Regions from separate parts of the Mus musculus genome. Here region 1 is linked to region 2. The links are chromatin loops, found by intact Hi-C in ENCODE. Cell type or tissue: heart. All regions are shown on one strand. Links, peaks and the distances in the headings refer to the core of each region. The heading gives the core; the rest is flanking DNA.

The links. Hi-C counts contacts between places; a loop is a spot of excess contacts. Peaks named below come from ENCODE experiments on the same cell type or tissue, not always from the same donor. Only the 100,000 strongest peaks of a DNase experiment are listed, where the experiment ranks them.
Region 1: it touches region 2 in a loop (2.4-fold over the local background); 3 of 42 quality-filtered maps call a loop at or near these places.

What each region holds. Positions count from the first base shown.
Region 1 is chr4:63,601,389-63,610,984 of GRCm38, forward strand. It overlaps Tex48 (testis expressed 48), which reads right to left. Exons shown (of 5, transcript NM_029324.3): 4 at 7,069-7,179; 5 at 5,701-6,027. The coding sequence ends at 5,924. It also overlaps a transcript of Gm11213 not described here. Among named protein-coding and RNA genes, the nearest start is that of Gm11213, 5.4 kb to the left of the region's middle. In heart, for the core only: no CTCF peak of the experiment used is centred there; a DNase peak (open chromatin) is centred at 4,403; H3K27ac peaks cover 1,502 bases; H3K27me3 peaks cover 242 bases.
Region 2 is chr4:63,507,317-63,516,912 of GRCm38, forward strand. No RefSeq gene overlaps it. Among named protein-coding and RNA genes, the nearest start is that of Whrn, 16 kb to the left of the region's middle. In heart, for the core only: a CTCF peak has its summit at 1,100 (motif pointing right); a DNase peak (open chromatin) is centred at 1,115; H3K27me3 peaks cover 321 bases.

The DNA of each region.
Region 1 (9,596 bases), core at 965-8,964, 94 kb after region 2:
CTCATTCAAGTCCTTGCCTCACTGTTAATTGCTATGTGGCTGAGGGCTAGCTCATGCCTGTCTCTGGACTAAGGATCACATCAGCAGCATAGCTGGTTAACTAGATCATCTTCCCAAGGCTCTGATGACCCAAGGTTGTAAATATATCTTATTTTCAGTCTCTGTTCTCTCTTCCATGTTCTGCTCTAGATCCCTCTTCTCTATGACCAAACCACTGGTAGGAAAAAAGGATGACAGATGGGGTGATTGGTTTAGGAAAAGAATTTGTGTGAAAACACCCTTCATGAGTGGATGACGTTAGGAGAGATGGCTTCAAGACCATAGGGTCTATTATTGAACCTTGATGTGGGAGAACATTCGAAAGGGACAGGACATTATGTCAGATACAGCTTGATAGGTCTTTGAAGGGAAAGAGAGGCTTCCCTTTAAAACCTGGGAAGGAGCTCCATTGAGAATGATAGCTTAAAGAGAGGAGGGAGGGAGGGAGGGAGAGAGAGGCAGAGGCAGAGAGGCAGAGGCAGAGGCAGAGGCAGAGGCAGAGAGTCAGAGAGTCAGAGAGTCAGAGAGTCAGAGAGTCAGAGAGAGAGTCAGAGAGTCAGAGAATCAGAGAGAGGCAGAGAGAGGCAGAGGCAGAGGCAGAGGCAGAGGCAGAGGCAGAGGCAGAGGCAGAGGCAGAGGCAGAGGCAGAGGCAGAGGCAGAGGCAGAGGCAGAGAGTCAGAGAGTCAGAGAGTCAGAGAGTCAGAGAGTCAGAGAGTCAGAGAGAGAGTCAGAGAGTCAGAGAATCAGAGAGAGGCAGAGAATCAGAGAGAGGCAGAGAATCAGAGAGAGGCAGAGAGAGGCAGAGGCAGAGGCAGAGGCAGAGGCAGAGGCAGAGGCAGAGGCAGAGGCAGAGGCAGAGGGAGAGGCAGAGGCAGAGGCAGAGGCAGAGGCAGAGGCAGAGGCAGAGGCAGAGGCAGAGGCAGAGGCAGAGGCAGAGGCAGAGGCAGAGGCAGAGGCAGAGGCAGAGGCAGAGGCAGAGAGGCAGAGGCAGAGGCAGAGGCAGAGGCAGAGGCAGAGGCAGAGGCAGAGGCAGACCATGGACAACATGATACAGGGAGGCCCAGAGAAAATTCAGGGAAAAGTCCCCTGAAAATAAATGACTTTATAGCCTTTTGGGGGTAGCAGGAAGATCCTCACTGTGTGAGATTGTGGTCAACCTAGTTGTGACAAAACACAATGAGGTACCAGGTACCAGGCAAGACTAGAAATTAGAGAATATTAAGCACAGTAGGACTTCTTGATTCTTGATTTCTCTGTCTCCACAGTGATTGAGGTGAAGGTAGAGATTGAGAATGGTAAGACTTGATTTCAAGCTGTGGGATGTGGCCTCTGAGTGACCAGAATCTTAAAGGGGCAGGCTCATGATCTCACAGGACCCACTTCAGAAATTTCCAACATAGTTGTTGAATGTCAATCACAGCACATGAGGTCTACTCTCTGGCATCACAGATGGGCTCTGGCTTCTCACCTACCTTCCATCTCCCTACCCCTCTTACCTCACCCCCTGGTTTATTGCATTGGCTACTCTTGCTCCTTCCAGTTGGTCTTCCTTGAATGAGTCAGAGCATGACACTTCTGACCACCCAACCTGCTGGTAACTTTAGTGATGGCTGTCAATTTGACATACTTGGGAACACAGAACACTGATGAAGGAATTGCTCCCATCAGACTGGCCTTTGGGCGTTCCTATTGTCTTTTCTTGATTGCTAGTTGGTGTAGTAGGGTCCAGTTCAGTATGTGTGGTTCCACTCCTGGACAGGTGATCCTGGGTTGTGAAAGAAAGCAAGCCCAACTAAAGTGGGGGAAGCAACCCAGAGCAGCAGCTCTCCATATATCTGGCTTCAGTTGTCTCCAAAGAGTTCATACCTTGGTGTCCCTCCAGGATGAACTATGAATCTGTAAACTAAAATAAATTCTTTTCTCCCCAGATTGCTTTTGCTTGTGGTTGTTTATCATGACAAAAGAAAAACAAGATAGAAAAGTCTCCTGTACCACACAGGGTAAGAGCCTTGCCTGGGCCTCTTCTGGAGAAGCAAGCTCCTTCACCTTGTCCTTACCTGTCTGACCAGGGCTGTCTCCTCCTCTTTCCCCTCCCTTCGGTTCCAGCAGCCAAGAACACTTCTTCTTGCCCTGCTTCATCTTCTGTCAGCAGAGGTCGACAGGAAAGTGCTTCCCTCCCTCCCTCCCTCCCTCCCTCCCTCATGCTTCAAGCCTTTGCTTGCATGCTGCCTTCTCTAACCCCATCTGGCCCGCTCACCTTATTTCTCCCACTCTCGGGACTCCTGTTCCACTGCCCACAGCTTTATTGTATTCTACCCTGCCCAGAATGTAGTAATTTGTATGAGTTCAGACCCTCTGGGAAGGCAGTTCTTTGTTTCCTGTGGTCTTCTGAGTGGGGTTCCTGTGGTGTCCAACGTTTCCTGGGCATTGGTGGAATGGATGAATGAACTTGGATTTGTTCTGCTCTGGTCCTGTGCAAAAGCAGTTGAAGAATCTGTGGGTACTTGAAGACAAGTATTTATGGAGGATTGACTGGTGTCAAATCCCCTGTGAAATCCTGAGGATTCTGCAGTAAACAGGACATTTTTGCTCCCAGAGACAGGGATAAATCACCATTGCCTTTGGGTCCCTGGTCACACCATAACTCAGGGCAAGAACAGGTGATTACTTCATGTTGATTGAATGCCTGGGCCTTCTCTGACTGTTGAGTGACACTCAGTCCTTTCTAGTCTCCCTTTTACCAGTGGTTTTTACCTTTTACCAATAGTCTTTGCCATTCAAGTTGATGGGAAGAGAATCAGTCTCAGTTCCAGGTGTGCTGACGTTTATTGATCATCTAGGGCAGGTCCTTTGACATCTGAGGCTCATTTTTCTTTTGTCTCTTCTGTATGTGATGCAAAATGGTATTCCACCATTTTCAGAGGGATCTGAGGCTTAGAAATGGGACTTGTCCAGGTGTCACAGCCAAGAGGGACGGCAGGGACATCAGTGGCTTCACTCTCTTTTCCGTTACTGGGGAACATCTGGTACTCTAGAGACTGATGGTGGGGAGCTTACATAGCAAGGCTCCACCTGAAGACTCACAGAGTGACATCCTGGTTAATCATCCATACTTTTTTCTTAAGTGGACATAGGATCTTAATTTATATAACACCTAGATCTAGAGCAGTTTTTTCCCTCCTTGAAGCTCAGCTTACCTCTTTGAGCAATGATAAAACCCATCCAATGATGTGAAGATTGTGTGGCATGCACTTCTGAAGTATTTAGCATGGCATCTTGTACACAATAAGTACATATGTCACCAAAAATTGGTGACAGAGAGGACATATGACCTATTTTTTTGAACCACCTATGTCCCTCTTAGTTTGATGTAGAAGAAGCCAAAGAGGAGAGCTATTGTCTTGTCTGCAATAGACTGTGATCTTGATGTCTTTAGAGGCCCCACACCACATTGACCAGATGAAACAAGGCAAGGCACTGTTGAGGCCAAGACAATAGGCTTCTAGAGTTGGGGGGAACCCTTTTGAGTCATGTAGCACAGGTGGGAAGCCAGGAGCCGGAAAGGGGAAATAGTGGTGGAGGTAATGTCTGTGTTGGTGGCAAATAAATTGGTGTACAGGCGTGTGGGGACATTGCCATTCCTTTTGTGTAGAGAGATCACCCCCTCTCTTACCTTTAAGCTTCTGTCACCTGCTGGCTGAGTGGACAGGAGACTGTGATGTCACAGAGCTGGGAACTGGGGAATGTTGGTGACAGGGGTTCTGAACTGGACCATAAGGCAGGGAGGAGGGGGCTGTCTGCTGACTTCTCTGCAGTGGTTTGTCCCACTGTCCACAATGTATTAGGTCGTTGGAAGGGGTATCTCCTATCCTTGGATTAGTAGGCTAGCTAGGGTGTATTCTTCTGAGAGAGCTAGACCTACTGTGTATGTATTCTGAGAGAGCTAGACCTACTGTGTAAATACAGGTGTAAATAATTCCCTGCTGTTGGCAACCTGCTCAGTTTCCTGTGTGAGGCCAAGTGGACACTTCTCAACATGGCTGCCTTTCATCTCATGTTCTGTGCAACTGTGGTAGATTGGACATCTGTCCTTCCATGACCCAAAGACATGTCATCCTGATAGAGCCAGTCAAAAGAGTGCACTCAAGCAGGTACAGCAGGAAGGGGAATTTAGGCTTAGTATTGCCTTGTGCTCCAGTAGACACTAATGCTGAACTCACATTACACATTAGGACACTGGGGCACACAGAGCCAGAGGCTGAACATTTTATCAGGTTAAGCACTGTCTGATCTCTTGTTCTAGTTCTTTGTCAGCCTGGCAGAGAATATCTGTATCGCCTGCTATTAATAGACACTTCGCATTCCGTCCTGGCCTCTGCTGGGTCAGGAGCATGCTCAGAGGTGCTAGAAGACTGTCCCCATTGACTGGACCAGGTCAACCAGATAACATGGATCATCTCTACCAGAAGGTTGCACATTAGCAGCCTTTCTATGCTATAATCCTCACCTACAATGTGAAAGAACATTCTCCCATGTTCCAGGAAACAGAGAAAAGGTGTCCTTGGATGATGGGCAGTTTAGCCCATCACACACTTTAAATGCTTTTATGAGGAGATGAATAAAAAAATCTCCAATGCAAGGAACAAGAAGAACATGACAGGTTAAGTGGCTCAGGAGGTAAGAGCACTTACTACCCAGCCTGACCACCTGAGTTCAATCCCTGATCCATCACGGAAGGAGAGGACTGACTCCTTCAAGTTGTACTCTGACCTCCATTTGTAGATCCTAGCATGGCCCCTCCCATTAAACAAACAACTGAATATAATAAAAATTAAAAGACAAATACTACAACAGTATTAAAAACTGTCTAAGATTAAACCCAGAAATTTTACCAGAGAACAAAAGTAACAAAACCAAACAAATCTTTTGGGGAAAAAAAATTACAGACCAATTAAGTGGAAGAACTTGGTAGCAGGAACTGAATCAAACAAGTGACTTTAGTTTTAATCAACTCCAAGACCTCTATACACTGGACAAGTGGCCTGTTACTGAGCTCCACACTAAATCCTCTCAGCAAGCAAAGCGAATTTTCAGTCTTGTGGGCTCCTGTGTGCCCAGGGTCTCCTGGTGCCAACTACTGGGGAGGGTTCCAAATGGGAAACTTGACTCTGATTCAATGGAAATATCAGATCGTTTTGAACTGAGAGACTGTTGTGCCTGAACCCTTGAAATGTGTGACACTCAAAAGGACTTCATGGAACCCATAGCCTTGGGAGAAAAGGCCCAGAGTCATTTTGGGACAATGGATGGAATTTGAATTGGGCTGTTTTAGTAGGAGGTGCTTTGGTTTTGGGTACTTGCTGGAGTTAAAGGATGTCCTTGTCTGTAAGAAGTGCTCTATGAGGGATTTAGGCAAAGGGTCAGGATGCTTGCTCTCAGACCATTCAGGGAAAAAATATAAATATGATAACGTGAGAATAATTTTTCTTTTCCTTTCCTTTCCTCTATTTTTTCCCTCATTGAGACAACTTTCCTATAAGTTTGAAATTATTTCAAAAGCTACTCACAAAGTCAAACTTTTTGTAGGTTATTTGGAAGTGACAATATAAGAACTGATAACTGTAAGATCTGAGGAGGGACAGAGAGGAGAGTCACATTCGTTGATGCAAACAAGGACTTTAATTGCAGGCAGCCCCCCTCCCTGGCTGTCAGGATCTGGGGTGACTCACACCAGTGGCACAGGGATGGCTCAGACCTCTTCCCTCCTTGTGGTGGAGTTTCTGAATTGGTCTTCATGACTCCTGTCCACTGCCTTCTTCATCTCATGGAGACCCTCCAGTAGCTGAGCAGCTCAGAGCCTGTGTGGAACTGCCACTAGAACCCTCAGGGTCTCCCGATGAGACACGGTCGGAGGGCCCAGTGTTCCTGGTAGTAGCGGTTTAGATTCCTTTTAGGGTATCCTGTTTGTATATTGTATGCAGTCAGCTCTGAAAGAAGGAAAGCAGGCTGTTGGGTGAAAGCCTTTGAGCTAGAGTCAGATGAACTACTGTGATTGTATCTATCCCAGATGGGTTTCTAGATCCCACACGTTCCATGGGAGCCCAGGCACTCCACAGCTTAGTTAGCAGACCTGGTGCCGTTCTACATGGTGGAGTCACTATCAACAGAATGTCTTGCAAATTACGGGACATAGGAAATAGAAAACTTGGGCCCGTCCTGGCTTAGACACAGATGGTGTTCCCTGGTAGGCTGCTGCAAAGTCCCTTTCCCAGTGTGGAACCTAGTTCACTTGGTCATGGATGAGCCAGAGAAGACCCCAGCTCCTCACCCTCAGTTTAAATAGAACAGGTATGCTCTTGTAGGAAAACTTACCCTGCAGTGGGTTCATGTTTGTAACAGGGGCTTGACTGACAGGTGGGTTCTACAGTGAGGAGATGTGGGTTACCCTTGTCTATCAATGGCCCCTTGGGGATAGAGGCTGTGTGAGGGCGTCAGGGCACAGGATGAATTTCCCACAACATGGCTTCCTTTATTCTTTATGGTTCTGCCACTGTTCTAGGTTGGACATTTGTTCTTCTGTGACCCAAAGACAATGTCACCCCAATTGAGCTGAGCATTCTTATTTATTGCTCACTTGATGTGTACTCATTTGGCTTTGGGGAAACAACAGAGAACAAGACCAGTGTGGACCTGTCACTCTGGAACCAATGTAAACCTGCCAGTCTGGAACTCAATTTGTAGCCTCCAATGCAGAGATGAAGCAGACTCACACAAAATACACAGTCAAGACCACAGCACGGTGCCCATAAGCGTGGGAGTGCTTGGGTGTAGAATATTCTTTCCTCCCAGACCTGCTCCTTCTAATGCAATGCCTAACCTGGAAAAGAGTGGCTAGCCTCAGACTTTATAGCCTCTGCAGCATCCCCTGGAGTGTGAGCATAGCTATCTCACATCCCCATAGGGCCTGGCCATCAGGACAGAGTTCCCTTCCCCAGAGGTCACTGTCAGGACCTCTCTTGAGGACTCACCTTCATAATCACTGCTGGCAGTGGAGTGCTTTTCTTGGCCAACGACGGACTGTGCGGTAGCTCTCTTGAGGTTTTGTTCGCATAACTCACTCTTCTCAGTCTTCAGCGAATCTGACAACGAGAATCCCATGGGGGTCACGTGGGAAGGCTGAGCCAGTCAAAGAAGTGAGAGTGTTGAGCCAACTGAAGCAGCACATAGGTGAGTGGTGGATATTATGGGATGGGGAAAAATCTGAATCTGTTTCTCCTTTGAACAGATGCTGAACTTAAAAATACATATTTTCAAAAGTGATTTATTTATTCATTTACTTCATGAATGAATGGCAATGGTGTTTAGCCTGCCTGTATGTCTGTGTGAAGGTGTCAGATTCCTGGAACTGGAATTACAAAGAGTTGTAAGCTGCCATGTGTGTAATGGGAGTTGAAGCTGGGTCTCCTAGAAGAGCAGCCAGTGCTCACAACCACTGAGCCATCTCTCCAGCCCTAAAAATATGTATTGTTTTAAAAGAATCAACTTTTTTCTTATTTTTTATTTTTAAATGCAATGTGCATCTATTTCAAAAAGGAAAAATGTTCCCAATTCCTCTCCTCCGAGATAGTTTCCTCTTAAGCATATTTTAACATAGCTTATCAGATTGCCTGTCCTATGTATGTGGTTCATTACCTTCATAGACGTTATATACATCTTTCCCATGCTAGGACATTAAAAATTAGTAGTTGTACAGTATTTGGCTTTATGGATAATTCAAGACTTAACCAATCCACAATTGTGTATTTAGACTTTTTTCTTCAAGTTTTACTACTATAACGATTGGTATGGATTATATTTAAGCCTTTGTGTACTTCCGGAGAAGTAACAGAGTCCATGAGAGACAGGCTAAGCTCTCTGGAGCAGGTGTGACAGCTTTGCCACTGGCTGTGTAATGAGTAAATCGCCTCTGCTCATGATTGCAACGTGGTACCCTTGTTTTGGATGGTAGTGCCTACCTTAGAGCTGCAGTGCAGGCAGAGGGATGCTTGCCCTAAATGCACCCACTGCACATGGCATGGTGGAGGATTCACCAGAGTTGCACGGTGCTGTACACCTGCTGCGGCACCAGAGACTGAGCACCTTCGTTATTGTCTTAGCGAAGGAAGCTTGCATTTTTAAAAGGTTTTGTTCTTCATTTTTAGCCTGAAGCTATTTCCGGAAGCCTTTAAAAGCTTTTGTGGGCTTCTGTATGTTCCTACTATGAGGATTTTTTCCTGCCTCTTGTCCCATTTCGTCTGACAGTAGGGCTGTGACAGATTTCCACCAGCACTCTGTCTTACCGTGTCCCCGCCAGTCTTAGCTTTTCCTACTTTTTCCTCTCTGACATCTCTGGTTTTGATCCCTGTCTGTTCTGTCCTAGGCCACCAAAGAAGGCTGTGATACAAACTGGACATGGAGATACCTTCTCTGTTTTCCTCTCCTTCCCTATTACAGAACCATGGGGGTCTCTTATTTCAGAAGATGAAGATAAGAAGGGATGGTGGTATGTCCTGGACTTTGATGAGGAAGAACTACTCATTCGTTTTGTAAGCCATCAGAATGCCAAGGCTTCTTATTAGAAGACGTTATTCTAGTCTGCCCAAGCCCATCCACTCCTATTCCTTCACAACACCTTCTCCACCACGATTCCTCAAGTGTACTATAAAGTGTATATTCCCATTTTACAGGATTGGCTAGTTGAGGCTAGTTGAGGCAAAGACAGATTAGGTGACTTGCTCAACCCCTGTGACAGAACTGAGACTCTCAAAGGGGTATGCCAGATCCACAGGCAGAGAGCTTAACTTTTCTCTTACATGTTGTAGTGGCTATTCCTGGTTGTCAACTTGACAATATTTGGAATGAACTACAATCCGGAATTGGAAGGCTCACCAGTGACCCTTATCTGGAGGCTTGGAGATCCTTATCTGGATCTTGGTTTGAAGATCTTGAGCCATAGTGGCTATGGATTCCAGAAGATTGAATCTCCGAGTTTAAGGAACACACCTTTAATCTGGGCTACACCTTCTGCTGGAGACAATATAAGGACATTGGAAGAAGGGAGTCTAGCTCTAGCTCTAGCTCTTGCTCCTTCACCTACTTGCTGCGTGAGACTGAGTAACTGCTAGATCCTTGGACTTCCATTCACAGCTGCGACTGAACAATTGTTGGGAATTGGGCTGCCGACTGTAAGTCATCAATAAATTCCTTTACTATCTAGAGACTATCCATGAGTTCTGTGACTCTAGAGAACCCTGACTAATACACATGTCTTCCAGTCTTGAGCCTTGTTCCTCAAATTACAGAGTGTATCCAGATTTACCCAGAGACCATGCCAAAACACAGCTTCTGACTCAATAGGACAGCAACAGGGTCTGAAGATGCACTTTATTTTATTTCAAGACAGGGTCTCATATATCCTGAGCTGACCTGCGGCTCACTAAGTACTGGAGCACTTGAGAGGTGGACTAGGGAGATGGGAGCCAAGCTCCCATCTCCCTAGTCCACCTCTCAAGTGCTG
Region 2 (9,596 bases), core at 659-8,658:
ATGTAAGCATGCATGTGGATTCCCAAAGTCAACCTCAGATGCCTCCTGAGTTTAGTATGAGCCATATTCCCAGCTCTTAACTCACACATTTTGAAGAACCCATGGGAGTCGGCCAGCTCAAGAAGTGGTAAAGCACACATCTGACACAGGTAACCTCTTTCAAAATCAATATATTCAGAACTCATAGCCTCACCTATCAGCAGGGAACTTCAAGTTAAAACAACAAGATGCCATTTCACACAGAACAGATTGGCAAAATCAAAATATCTGACATTACCAGATTTTGGCAAGATTGTGATGCGGGAAAGAACTTACAGGGCTAGTAGGAGTTTAAATTGGCACAGCCACGCTACTTGGCAACATCTAGTAGACTTGACAACACTCCAGCTTGACACCCAGCAGCCCTGTATCCTGGTATGGTTCCTGAAGGCACGTTAAGATGCTTGTATCTTCAGCGTGTCAGGTAGCTTCCTCCACATAACCATCATCCAGACTGTTCAGTGTATTAAACATCGGTGACTGAGGTCACACTTCTGTAGCCAGCTGGGCAGTTCTTCCTGTCCCTGTATGTCTGCGGCACTCTTGTCTGGATCTACATGAACAATGGTGGTATCACTGTCCCCTGCCCCCCATCTCTATACCGTAAGTAACAATCTCACTTGGGTGTAAGGCAGACTGTCTTGTCAGGACACCTGTCATATTGGACTAGAGGCTTACTCTACTTTCCATATGATGCCATCTTGGTCATGCTGTGTGCGACCCTTTAATACAGTTCCTTATGTTGTTGTGATTCCAGACCATAAAATTACTTTTGTTGCTACTTCATAACTGTAATGTTGTTATTGCTATGAATGGTAATGTAAATATCTTTGGAGATAGAGGCTTGGCAAAGGGGCCGCTACCCATGGGTTGAGAACCACTGCACTAGAGGCTGGAAAACCCAGAGAGAACAGTGAGGTAGCAGAGGTCAACCACAGGGAGCAAAGATCCCTCTGAGAGGGGTTGGGGGGGGGGGGATAGCCTCGCTGCTCTTCCAGAGGACTACAGTTTGAGTCACAGAACCCCTGTGGCAGCCAACAACCTCTGAAAAGCCACTACCGCCACCAGGGGGAGCTGCTGCTCTCTTCTGGTCTCCATGGGCACTACGTGCATAGCACAGGCATACACGCAGGCCCAACACACATACAGATTTTTTAAAAAAGAAAAAAAAGAAAGAAAGAAAGAAAGAAAGAAAGAAAGAAAGAAAGAAAGAAAGAAAGAAAGAAAGAAAGAAGGAAGGAAGGAAGGAAGGAAGGAAGGAAGGAAGGAAGGAAAGAAAGAAAGAAAGGAAGGAAGAAAGGAAGAAAGATCATCCAAGACTTCAAAAAGCAAAGGGGAGAATCTGGGTTCTCATAGCCTAGTGTCCCAAAGGCTAACAGCCACACAGAATTGTAGCCATTGCTCATCAGGACAGGTACTTCATAGGAGGTACAGTGTGGCTGAATCTGGAAGACTGAAGGACATGACAGCTAGAATGGGTACCAGGATGAAGGGCTACTGCTGTAGCCATGCTGACCTGGCCGATGGGAAAGTAGGCTTGATTAAGAGTCTTCCTTCTCCCGGACCTGCAGCCCTGACCAACGTTAACTCATGACCACACCAAGGAGAACAGCTGGCTAAGGAGCCGCTGCAACTCCTTGCCTGCCAGTCCATGTCTCTAGCTTGCTTGGTCCCTGACTTGATATAGCCTTTCAAGGCCTTTCTATAGCCCTTGTAAGAAGCATGGACTTGTATGGAGACATAGCTGAGTGGTGGAGCCCTGCCCTGTATGCACAAGGCCTTGGCTCTGTCCTAAGCACTGTAGAAAGCAGAAGAGTCAAGGTGTTTACCTGGTTTGTCCTAACAAATCTCTACAAACTCTGTGACTTACAATACAAATGTATTCTCTTGCATTCTCAGTGGCTGAGTGTCCACAATCCTGGTGTCGTTAGGGGACACTTCCTCTGAAGGATCTGGAAGAATACTTCCTGACCACTCCTATCTCTGGTGGCTGGTGGAAATGTTTGTCTTTTCTTGGGGTCCCACATCACTGCCTCAACTCCATGTGGCCTTCTTCCCTCTGACTCTGTATCTCCTCTCTTCCTACGAAGACAACAGTCTCACCTTAAATCTAGGTCGAGTTCATCTGTTGATTTTTTTGACTAATATTTGTAAAGACGGCCTTGTTTTCAAAAAGGGTCACTTTCTGCAGTTCTGTGTGTTCGTGAGGAGACATTATTCAACTCACTATAGGTAAACAGTGGTTTTATATATTAAAATGGGGATATTCTGTAACTTACTACGAGTCCAAAATCACTTTGTTGGCTCATGGCTCTTCCATGAGATACCATGAATACTCTGGCTTCTTATCCTAAATCTATGTCATGGCATGCTGGTGATATGGGGTCAGTGGCTCCCATGCTCTGGGCTTGCAATACACGTCAAATCCCAATAACAAAAAAGAAGTTAATTAAGAGTAAGTCTTTTTGACTTGCACTTTTCAAATCCACAATTCTGCATCGATGACTGTAGAGAAACATTGTTTTAAAATTTATTTTATGTGAGTACACTGTTGCTCTCTCCAGACACAGCAGAAGAGGGCATCAGATTCCATTACAGATGGTTGTGAGCCACTATATAGTTGCTGGGAATTGAACTCAGGACTTCTGGAAGAGCAGTCAGTGCTTTTAACCTCTGACCCATCTCTCCAGGTCCTATTGAAAGTGATTTTAACATTTCATATGCTGTGGAGTCCCCTTCAAGCAGTAGCCTTGGGCCACCCTAGGTAGCAAGGCAGCTGGGACTGGTCATTTGAGCATTAAGACCATTTGCTTTTACCTCAGAGATGCACCTAGAACGTCATAGTCATCTGCCTACAGAGGACTCAGGACAGGGTTCTGCTGGTATTTGGCAAAGATCACATATCTCCCTTTTTATACATCCAGAAGTTTCCAGAATCCAGAAACTACCCAGTCGCCTTTCGTCAGATTTCTCTAAATGGGACCTGAAATGAAGATTTTGGGTCACATGGCTACCATAGAAATGTTGCTGAGGAAACCCACAGAGACAGAGAAACACAGACAGGGAAGAGAATGAAGGCCACCAAGCAGATCTAGTGCCTGGTGACTAAGATGGTGTATATGGTACTCATGAGCCTGAGTTACTATTTCCTAAACTTTGGGTCTTATTCTCTTGTACTAAAAAAAGAAAAAAATACTATTTTTTATTGTATGAGTGTTATGACATATCTATCTCTATCTATCTATCTATCTATCTATCTATCTATCTATCTATCTATCTAATCTGTGTACTACATGTGTGCAGTGTCCTTGAAGGCCAGAAGTAGGTGCCAGATCTCCAGAAACTGAAGTTACAGATGGTTGTGAGCTACCATGTAGGCTCTGGGAACCCGATCCTGGTCCTCTTTAAGTGTTCTTAAGTGACACGTCATCCCTTCAACTTTCATCTTCTCTTAATCCAGACCTTCTCATCTGGGAAAAGACGTAATTTCAGACAAATCCCTCAAAGGCACTGGAGTGGAAATTACACCTGAGTATCCTAGTGGAGCACAGGGACCTCAGGCTGTCTGATTCTTCTACTGTTCAGTCCTTGAGGTGGTAGCGAGGTTAATTCCCCAAGAATTGTTCTCTTAAAAGGACCCCCAGATACTGGATGTGGTGGCACACACCTGCAGTCCTGGTACCTAGAAAGCCATGGCAGGAGAATCTTGAGTTCCATCCATAATATATAAAGATCCTAGTGGCCCATGCAAAAAGTCCTAGCTTCTGGATGTTGCAAGAAAAGCACCCCTAAGGAGGGGACTGTGGAGCTAAGAATATGTAAGGAGGGGTCAGGATGGAATGTCGATGGTTTCACATTCCACAAATGTCCACGTGAGTGACTCTCTTCCCTAAATCCATGTGCTTTGTCCCCAGTGCAATGTTATTCAAAGCTCACTGGATCGTAAGGATGCTTAGCTCATCCATGGATAAATCCATTCACTGACAGATGTGTGGATGAAGAGTCTATGGGAGCTGGTAAAATTGCTGGAGGTGGGATCTCATTGGAAGTAGCTCACTGGGCAGGCTCCCTTGTAGGAGATCTTTCTTCTTCCCTGCTGTCTAAGTGCCTCGAAGTAAGCAGTGTGCAGCCTCCTTGGCCATACGCTCCCACCACTGAGATAGTCTGTCTCGACTTGGGTTCAAAGCAATGGGGCGGGGGGGGGGGTCAGAGATCTCTAAAAACCATACCCAAATAAATCCTCCTCCTTTTAATTGGACTTCTCTAAGGTTTTAATCACAGTGACAGAAAGCACCATGAGAATGCTTATGGAAATCCCGATCAATATGAGCTCCTGCTGTACGCAGCTGGCTTGCGTAGAGCTGTTTACTTATTGCCAGGCAGCTATCCCAGAATATACCCTTATAACACAACCCATTTCCTCCTGCCAGGAGACGTCCCATTACTGGTGGATGCACAGAATGCCCAAGTATACAGTCTAAACATGAATAAACACAGCTAACAGGGGAACAGGGCAGGATGCCTTTCTGCTCCTGTAGAATCCCTCCTAGACAGGAAGAACAGGGGAATGAAGTCATGGTTTTCTTAGACCTTGGCTGATGAGCTCTTGCCCTCCTCGTCCTTCCATCCCGCCCTTTAATGAGGGTTTCTAAAAGCAGCCTGGTACATGGTGTGACCATTTAAGTTTCCTCCCCCTGATGACTCTCATTACCTTCCAAAATATTTATTCACTCAATAGCTTAGAATAATTATTTCCTTCCCAACCTCTGAGGCTGGAAATGCAGAGCGAATAAAATTCTCATCCTTGCTTGACTACCTTGATGGCATCAGAGATGAAGTAGGATCACCTGCCATAGGGCAATAGGAGCATTCGAGCACCTTGCCTAAGAAGGACTCTCATAGCCTAGAGACTCCACCCCTGTCCACAGTTTCTTTATATTGGAGGTATCACCATTGATCTAATGACCTATGTAACCGCTCACAATCATCTACTAATTTATTCAACATATTCTATGTATCTATGTTGGGTCTGGCTTTGTGATAAGATCTGGTGGTGCTTTTTAGCTGTTTGATAGATGATCTGTTGAGTATTTGGGTGCTTCTCGGTGCCTGGCATAGAAAATTCTCCAAAGAAATACTCATTAGATAGACAATGATTAAATCTATCCATGAATGGGAAGATGGGTAGGTGAGGGGGTGTGTGGATGAATGGAGAGACAGGATTTGCTCTTTCTGTTTATTCAATACCTGTTGTGATTAGGATGAGAAATGCCTTGGACATATAAACATGCTGGGAAACAATGCCCAGCTAGTGGCATTGCTTGGGAAGATTCTGGAGCCATTAAGGAAGTGAAGCCCTGCTAGAGGGAATGGGTCCCTTTATAGCCAAGCCTCACTTCCTCGACTGCTCTTCTCTGCTTCCTGGTGTGGATGCACTATGACTGGTGTGGATGCACTATGACTGGTGTGGATGCACTTCCTGGTGTGGATGCACTATGACTACCTAGCCTCCTGATCCTGCCTTTCCTGCCTTCTGCCGTGTCCTCTCTGCCACGATGTGTTGATTCCTTCTGTAACTATAAGCCAAAATAAAGCCTCTCTCCCTTACATTGCAATTGACAGGGCATTTTATCTTAGCAGCACGAAGCTAAGATAGTCACTTCCCTCCATCTTCTAGGAGCAGGATTCTCTTTAGTAAGGGACACATGTTTCTTACATAGGTTGGTCTACACTTAATTGAACCCTTATGCTCTCCGCCCACAGCATATGCTCCAGGCACAGTAAATCTGACTTCTGGCCACTAAAACTGGTGTTGACTAAAGGACATGAAGCATAAGGCAGATGAGAGTCCTCCCTTGGTCTTTCTAGCTGATATGATTAGTAGACATCAACTCTTCCCTGGTTTGCTAAGCTCCTAGAAGTTTTATTTAAAGCTACTGGATACTCTTTTACATGCCATAAGGAGAGCCTGGCCAAAGATGGGATGCAGGGAGGAAAGGAAGGAAGGAAGGAAGGAAGGAAGGGAGGGAGGGAGGGAGGGAGGGAGGGAGGAAGGAAGGAAGGAATAGAAACAAAGGAAGAAAGAAAGAGAGAAAGAAAGGAAGAAAGGAAGAAAGAAAGAAAGAAAGGAAGGAAGGAAGGAAGGAAGGAAGGAAGGAAGGGAGGAAGGAAGGGAGGGAGGACTAGAAACAAAGGAAGAAAGAAAGAAAGAAAGAAAGAAAGAAAGAAAGGAAGGAAGGAAGAAAGAGAAGAAGAGAAAGAGGAAGAGGGTGTGGGATGGGGAAGAAAACAAAAAGAAGGGAAGAAGAGGAGAGTCACTGAGGATAGAGAGTAAGCCCCAGGTGCAGGACACCAGTTGACCTTCGATTTTCCAGCTACACAAACCAGCAACTCCCTTTCCTCTGACTTATCCCATCTCTTTCCCCCTGAGCTCTGTTTCTTTTACATGAAACAGTGAGGCTCTTGTCAGTCTAGAGTGAGGGAGTGAATAATTGAATGACTGCACGATCTAGTGAATGTTTTCTTCCTAGAGCGCCAGGGCAGCACATTAAACGACTCAATGAGACGATCCTGGTTCCAGCTGGGGCCCCTCTAGTGGCTTCTCTTAGGCCCAGAGTTGACTCTTATCCCTGGAATGTAAATGAGAAGCAAAAAGCAGAAAACAGCCCACTAAAAATAACAATCTTCTGGGGCAGACATTTAAATCTGGCTACAGATTGCAGAGTCCAGGAGTTATAATTAAAAGAGAACTGAAATGAGACCAATTAAAACTTAAAGTTCCCCTAAAGACCGCTGCCTACCTTTCCCACCTGGTTTATATCAAAATGAGCAGGGGGCATACAAATATGAGCATATACACATGTCCTCGTCCTCGTCTTCAAGAGCCTTGCAAGGGCTCCTCAGTGATTGACAAGTCTGGAAGACTTCCTAGGTAAGGTGATACTTGAGCTGAAGCTGGCAGGACCCAGGTACAGCAAAGGGCAAGGGATTGCTTTCTTTCTTTCTTTTTTTTTCTTAAGATTTATTTATTATTATATTTAAGTACACTGTAGCTCTCTTCAGACACACCAGAAAAGGGCATCAGATCTCATTATGGATGGTTGTGAGCCACTATGTAGTTGCTGGGATTTGAATTCAGGACCTTCTGAAGAGCAGTCGGTACTCTTAACTGCTGAGCCATCTCTCTAGTCCAGCAAGGGACTTCTAAACACAGAAACAGTTACTCAGAAAGGCAGGAAGGCCAAGGCAAATCAGGTGGTGGGAGTGGCCAGTGACGAGGCTGAAGGTGATGTGGTGGCCACTTAGAAAATCCCTTCTGAGTCAAGAATATTCACTGTAATTATTGTCTAAATGTGGTTTGCAGAGCTCAGAGTTCATCTCTTTATCCTCTGTGGAACGTTTGTGCTCTCCTTGGGAGCTTTACACACCGTCAAGCACAGCACCTACTGCAGGATCACTTAGGAGGGGTTGTGTTGGTAGGATGAAGGCTCTGGGTGTATGTCAGATGCTCCAGGGATTTGTGTGCCTGCTGAGGTATGTGAGTTGCTCTGTGGGAGATGGGAGAGTCTATGCCTTGAGAGTGAAGTCTGACCTCACTGGTAGAAATAAGGGTGTGGTTACTGCATCCAATTAAGATTTCTTTTCTTCACTTAACAAGAAATCTGGAGCTGGTGGTCCTGGGTTGCAGTGACTGTCCCAGGAAGTCATCAGGGGCACCTGCCAGCTTCCTGCTCCATCTACCCCATGAAGGACTTTCTGTGTTCTGGTTGTCAGGATGCCGTTCCTTCCTGTAGGTACAGATCTATGCATCAGGCAGAAAGAGGGGTCAGTTACAAATGGTGCTTTATGTCAGTTGAATCTGTTTTGTCATCGTCAGGAAACCACAGCTTCTCAAGAAGCCCTGTCCACGGCTTCTGCCTCTTCCCACTGATCTGAATCTGGTCACAAAGCTGTCAGGGAAGAGAGATGTGTGATTTTGCAAGGTTTGGATTCTATGAAAAAAGGGAGAGACTGGATGTAAGGTTAATGTAGGGAACCGTGGTAAGCTTTTAGCAGAGCGAATCCATGAGTAGAATCTAGCCATTCTCACACAGGCAGGGAAGAAACAGAAGGCCATGGGATCACTGTCACTGCCACCTGAGAGATCGCAGTGAAGCCTGGGTGGTGCACAGTGTAAGCTGGGACTTGGAAAGTGACATCAGGAAGATCAGAAGTTCAAGACTGTACTTGCCTGCATATGGAGTTCAAGGCCAACCTGTGCTACAGGTTTTGAGACCCTGACTCAAAATAACAACAAAAAGAAAAGGAAAGGAAAACAGGCCACCAGTGCCCAGCACAGAGAACTGACATCAGAAAAGAGGAATGGGATATGTAGGATAGAGGAGAGAAGGCAGGCACCAAGATGCCCCTGAGGTCTGTCTTCAGTCCTTGGAATGAGGGAGAGTTTGTAGCTACAGCACTTAGGACAAGCTGTCCATGAGTGTGAAAGCTGAGCATGTCAGGAAGGGTGGCTGTGATTGTCACAGATCAGGAAAGCTCCTTGCTCCATTTGCCTGCAGAGCTCTGTGTGGGCCACACGGAGGCTGCTCAAGTCTCCAGAGGGATGGATGGATTTGAGTACTTTTCAATTGTCTTGAAGTTTGATATGAAGAGACGAAAACAAGGCACTCCAGGTTCCCAAAAGCCACCCTTGTTCTGGCCCGTGCAGCCACCAAGTGCTTTTCTACCCACTCAGCTTTCCTGAAGATCATCTTCGATCACCTCCTCCTTAAAGTGAAGAAGCAGCCAACCCTGACGTGTCAACTCAGAGGCATGTCTGAGTGTCTTCCAGATCTCTGCTTTCCTTTCTCACTTTACCAATGAGGAGATCCAGGCTCAGGGAACACAAACAAGGACGTGTAGCTCTTCAAGGTCAAAACCAGCAAGCAAAGCTAGGTTGTTAGCCTTAGAAGTCCTAAATGTTAACTACTGTGAGATGCTACTTCCTAGCCAGAAGCATGTTACCTGTATTCCAGTGATAGACATCATTGTGTTATAGCCCTGTTGAACTAAGCTCTTGGAGAATTGATTATCTTAGACCTTTTCTTATTAAGTCTGAAATAAAAGAATTAATGCAGGCCTAAGTCATAACCCTAGGTCCAACTGCAGAAACGCTCCCAGTTAAGTTAGGGTTTTGTTTTGGGTTTTTTCTTATGCCACTAAGCCTAGCACACCCATCAGGAACAGACTTTGTTCTTTTAAGAACATAGGTATTTGGGAGAATTCTGGTTTTGGTTATCTTGATTTCAGAGATGAAGAAGAGCAAATTTCAGTGTGATGATGAACTGCAGGTCCTTTTATGAGAAACCAGAGCATTCAGTTTTTGCTGTTCATCTGAGCATAGCAATTTTAGTTCTCCGTGACCACAAAACTGCTTTTCTTAAACAAGAAAAAGCAGATGCATAATGAGACTGTCTGGAGGCATCAACAGGGTGCTGAGATGCAGGACTACACTACCTGTCTGAGTAGAGATGGACCTCAGGGAAGTGGTTCTGTGTGTTGACAGAAGCAGCAGGCAG